2 separate regions of the Homo sapiens genome follow, and region 1 is linked to region 2. A link is an interaction called in ENCODE POLR2A ChIA-PET data of the cell type or tissue named here. Cell type or tissue: PC-9. All regions are shown on one strand. Region 1 overlaps SRPK2 (SRSF protein kinase 2). Region 2 overlaps LINC01004 (long intergenic non-protein coding RNA 1004).

Region 1 (2,500 bases), 150 kb before region 2:
CAGGGTATAGGGAGCTTTTCCCTTCACTCACACTGTGGAGGAAGATGAGGTAGCATCTCCAGGGGAAGACTGCCTAAGGCGGGCAGGTGGGAGCCCCTCCAGGTAAGCCTCTGCCTGGTCAACCAGACATGCAGGGTTCCTCACCTTTCCAGACTGGAAGGGATTTCCCCAGATGCCAATGCATAATCTCTCTTCCCTTATAAAGCAAGAGCTAGCAGATATTCTGGCTTATTCTAGGATGTCTAGCCTCTTCTGAAACAGTGGCAGCAACGCCCACTCCCTCTGACAGAGTCTGTTCCCAGAGTGGTTGAGATGACGGCTTCCACAGGGCGGCAGAAGCCTCTTCTTCTATCTGTCAGGCCTGTTTTGCTGCTGGTTTTGTGCTGCACAGTTGCATTGTCTGTAAACTCCCCTGGCCCTGCCTGGCATCGTTTGGTCATTGACCCTGAACCTGTGAGTTGGTGAACACAAAGGGCCCTGCATTTGCGAGCCAGTTCCTGGTTCTCTTCCTCTGCCCTGTTTCCTGGCCCATTCAGCAGCTTTTTCTCAGTGGTATTTACTTAGGCGTTCCGTGTTGGGAAAGGTGGGTTGCTTGCTGTTGGGTTTCATGCTTTTCCTATTCCATACTGCTTTTTATCCATATTCTTCCAATATTTAAAAGAAAAGATTGTGTGCAAGGCTTAGCATTTTTCTTCTCACTGAAAAAAGGAATGCAGAATAAATATATTAATTTTCTGTTATTCAGAGGTTAATTTAACAATTTTCTTGAATTTACTGTGTTTTACCTCCTCTAATGCTCAAGTAAAAGCATTGTTGAGCAGATAGTGCCAGCTGATAGGAGAAAAAGAGGGTGCTTTCTGTCTTTCAGCTTTGACTCAGCATGATCTGAGTCAGCACATGGCCAGATAGGTCCTGAAACACCAGGCCTTTCTATTCCCTCGTTGCTCTTAAGGATAATACCAGACAATAACGTTTAAATTATTAAAGGTATTAAAGTTCTTCCATATCAAAAACCAAGTCCCTGCCTTAGCTAGGTATAGAAAAGAACGGTTAAAAGAACCGGTGGCCAATGATGGTCACTTTGAATTTAGAGAGTGCTGTGTGGAGAGGCATTTGACCCTCTCTGTGTGACCCCAGCAGGCAGACTGAGACGTGGGAGTTAGTGTAACGGGAGCTGCGGAGACACTGAGTGGGAGTCGGGGAGCAGGGGCCATTTCAGGATGTGGGGAGGTTAGACCACAATGGCCACTAGCAGCAGGGCTGCCCCGAATTAGGCGCTAAGTACTCTTTGAACTCTGAAATGCTGTGCTTCTAATTTGGGGTATTAAGTTTGGTGATATAACCAGAAAAATAGGACGCAGTCACGGATGTAGTGGGTTAATGGAGCTTTCAGCACAATTTTATACCAGGTTATCTGACCTGCCTTCCATTAGATGAACGTTTGTCCCTCCATACAATTTCCCTGTCCTGCTTACTTCTTGAAATGCTATTGCTGTGAACAGTGGCATAAATATCAATAACAGATTCCCAAGGAAAAGCCTTTCTGTCTTCTCACCTGCCCCCTTCCCAAGAATTAAGCATAAGCTCCCTCAGTGCTGTCAGGACGGCTTATGAGGTTTGCTTTTTCAGTTGGTTGTCATAAGGGAGGTTTTTTTTTTTTTGGAAAGGGGCAGGCCCTCATTCACTGCTTGCCCCACCCCCCAAAAGTCATGGCTTTAGAGGTTTCTTTTGTTCCTCCTAGAGAACCTAGGAGCAATGAGGCAGTTTTTCTTACCTCATCGTTCTGTTGTAGTGTAAAAATAGGACATTTAATATATTAAATTTGACCTCATAATACCAAGCTGTCATAAGGCCACAGATGGTTCTTGGTGGTAAAGCCTATATATAGTCTTTGAGGGTTTTGTTTGTTTGTTTGGAGACAAGGTCTTGCTCTGTTCCCCAAGCTGAAGTGCAGTGGCAGGACTATAGTTCACTGCAGACTCCACTTCCCAAGCTCAAGTGATCCTCCCACCTCAGCCTCTGGTGTAGCTGGGACTACAGGCACATGCCACCACGCCTGGCTAATTTTTGTATTTTTTGTAGAGATGGAGTTTGTCACGTTGTCTAGGCTGGTCTTGATCTCCTGAGCTCAAGTGATCCACCCGCCCTGGTCTCCCATAGTGCTGGGATTACAGGGATGTGACACTGTGCCCGGCTGTCTTTGAGATTTATAAATAGCATCAAATCTCACAGAGACTCTGTTGGGAATGAGAGCTGACGGGTGGTAGCCATTGGCTATTGTCAGGGAGGACAGCTTTAGGCTCTGCAGCTGGAGAAGCACAACAGAATGAGGGACCACAGCAAGGGTATGTTGGGTTTGGATCTGTTTTACTTTTCTTGAGTTTTACTTTTTTTTTGAGCTTTACACCTTCCAGTGTAAGTACATATAATCTGAAACTTCTTTGTGGCTGAAGCATTGGTTTCTCTGCATTTATGTATTAGAGTCTCTGATAGGACTTTT
Region 2 (2,500 bases):
GATTTTTCAAGAGCTATGAATTTACAGTGCAATCCTAGCAGGAAAAGAGAGGGAGAAAAGAACATCTATTTTGAGCTGCAGACATAATTGCATCACAGCTGAGATTTCATAGTCCCCGTCCTCTCTATTCCTGTTGAATTACATGATTAAAGGTAACTATATATATATGAATATATGAAGATGTTTAATTGTTGCAGGTTGGAGAATTTGGGCCAGGGAGAATTCACTTGGCCAATGAGTTAAAAATGAGAAAAGGATTAGCAGTCATCAAAATTTCTAAGTAGTTAATTATCTGCATGGTGGGTTCAGTATAAACAAACATGGTACTCTCAAATGACTGTTGATGGGCTATTAAATTACATTAGTATCCTGTGAACCCTGGTCATAGCTGGAAAGGAGAATCTTTTGAGAAATGGAAAAACCAGGTTATTTGTACATAAGGAATATGTCTTTTAAACACCCCCAAAGTATAGATTAAGACGTGATTGATGAAAAGTCTCCATTTTCTAATGATGGTTTTATGAAACCAAAGTATTTACAACTAAGAACCAACCATCTGATCGCCAGTAGAGAGTGGAAAATAGGAAAGGGTAACGTCTCAGTATGGTATCTGGAGTAGTCTGGCTAGGACCATAAACTTCATTTTGTTTACAAGTTCCCAGAAAATAAGCCTGAATGAGCTTAGAGCTTAATACTTCCAGTGATGGTTCTCTCTTCCCTCAAGTATACAGATTAACTATTTTTGTGCCGTGGGCCTTTTGACAGCCCCCAAAAGCCCGTGGATCCCATCTCAGAATGTTTTACATGTGTATTACATAATGCTCACACATTCTAAATTTTATCTACCGACTCCTAGTTAGAAATCCCTTGCAAGGGGTGTTAGGGTTCTGAGAGAAGGCTGGTAAGTAATGAGGCTTTTAACTTATTTCAGTATCCTGTTCAGGTCGGGAATATGTTGTGTTCTAATTACTCTAGTTTCCAGCTCAATTGGTGTTGGAGAAACTAGCCCACTTATAAGTGGCTCAAATGAAAACCCACGGGGAGGCATTTTTCTTTAATAAGCAACCCTAAGCCCCCTTTGAAGTCAGTCTGACTAATCAAAAGAAAGAGGTTATATATCCCAGTTTTGACCTTTTGTGAAAATAGCCCTTTTACTGTATGTGATATATTATTGGCATCTCATTCTGCACAGTCCAAATGATGTAGACAAAATAGTGATTGGTATATAACTATGGACACCGAAGATCCACTGCAAGGCCTGCCGATCACTTTACACAGAAGGAGCCCCTTTCCTGAGGTCCGCTTGCTCGCTCGGGGTGGGGTGGTACTTTGCCCTAGTAAACTACCAAGCAGTCCGAACGTTCGCTCCTCTGGAAGACCGAGTTGTGGGCGGCTGCGCTGCGGGGGCAAACTCGCCGCATGCCCGCTGGCCAGAGCGAGTCGGGGCCTGGCGTTAGGGCAATCCAGACTGGCCGGCATGGTACAGGGCGTATCCCTAGCCGCCTTCTGTGTCATATGGGGCGCCGCCCTCCAGCCTAGGAGAGGCGGCCGCTAGGAGGGGCAGAAGGGCCTTGTCTGCCCCGGTCTGAATACCCCAGGCGGGGTCGGAAAGCGGGTCACAGAAGAGCCCAGTAAACTGCAGGGGTGCAGCTCGTCTCCAGGAACCGGCAACCCCCAGGGCCGCACAAGCCGGTAACAACCCATAATCCGATCCTGTCTTCGGGATCAGAAGAGAGGACAGCTGGCCCGCGCGCCAGCTCAGTTCCTCCTCCGCATTCTTCAGGAGGAGCCCCAGAAACGCACTTCCGCCGCGCGGGCCTGCCTCCACGCAGGGCGCGTCCTAGGCCGGTTCATTTCCGCCCAGCGCTTTCTGTGGCTAGGGGAGTCAGGGGTTTCCTTTTCCCTTATTCGGGCTCTTATGTTACCCCCGTTTTCCGTTGAACCCTTTTCTCCCCTCTTGCCCTCCAAAAAAGCAGTCTGCTGCCGCTCCCGACTTTTCTCGCTGAGACACCGTCAGCTCACTCCGAGCCCAGCACAGCGGCCATCTTCGGTAAATTCTGGCAGCAGCCCGCCTGTTCATTGTCCTGTGTGCCCAGAGGAAAGAACTACTCATTTTTCGTGATCAAGCTAGGGGAGGCAGGAGCAATAATGGCCCTGCTATAGGACTGGCTTTTATTTGAATTCCAACTCTTCTGCCACCTTAACCAGCTGTATCCAGATTTTAAAAGTTAATCTATCCGAGCCTCTTATTAAATATTAGGTTGATGAGATGATGCATGCAAAGCGCTTAGAACAGTACTAGGCATAAAGCGTCCGACATAAAGGTTAAGTAAAAGTAAGGAAAAGCTATGGGGATGTATTGAGTATCTCTTTGCCCAATGACGTATTAGTCGTATTAAATATGGAAAGTGCCTTTGATTCGCCGTGCCCATGGGAGAAGGCATAGGAATGGCCTTTTCCCACCTGTAATCAGAGAGCAGGTGTTTCAAGAACGCCTCAA

The links. Peaks named below come from ENCODE experiments on the same cell type or tissue, not always from the same donor. Only the 100,000 strongest peaks of a DNase experiment are listed, where the experiment ranks them.
Region 1: POLR2A ChIA-PET joins it to region 2 with 5 read pairs; 3 of 35 experiments call an interaction of 5 or more read pairs at or near these places.

What each region holds. Positions count from the first base shown.
Region 1 is chr7:105,129,965-105,132,464 of GRCh38, reverse strand. All of the region lies in intron 13 of SRPK2 (SRSF protein kinase 2), which reads left to right. It overlaps LOC124901717 (a long non-coding RNA gene), which reads right to left. Exons shown (of 2, transcript XR_007060465.1): 2 at 1-698. Among named protein-coding and RNA genes, the nearest start is that of KMT2E, 120 kb to the right of the region's middle. RefSeq lists a silencer at 825-934. In PC-9, no CTCF peak of the experiment used is centred here; no DNase peak of the experiment used is centred here.
Region 2 is chr7:104,983,257-104,985,756 of GRCh38, reverse strand. It overlaps LINC01004 (long intergenic non-protein coding RNA 1004), which reads left to right. Exons shown (of 1, transcript NR_039981.2): 1 at 1-2,500. Among named protein-coding and RNA genes, the nearest start is that of LINC01004, 6.7 kb to the left of the region's middle. RefSeq lists enhancers at 1,543-1,842, 2,143-2,232. In PC-9, a CTCF peak has its summit at 1,584; a DNase peak (open chromatin) is centred at 1,506; H3K4me3 peaks cover 2,162 bases; H3K27ac peaks cover 2,086 bases.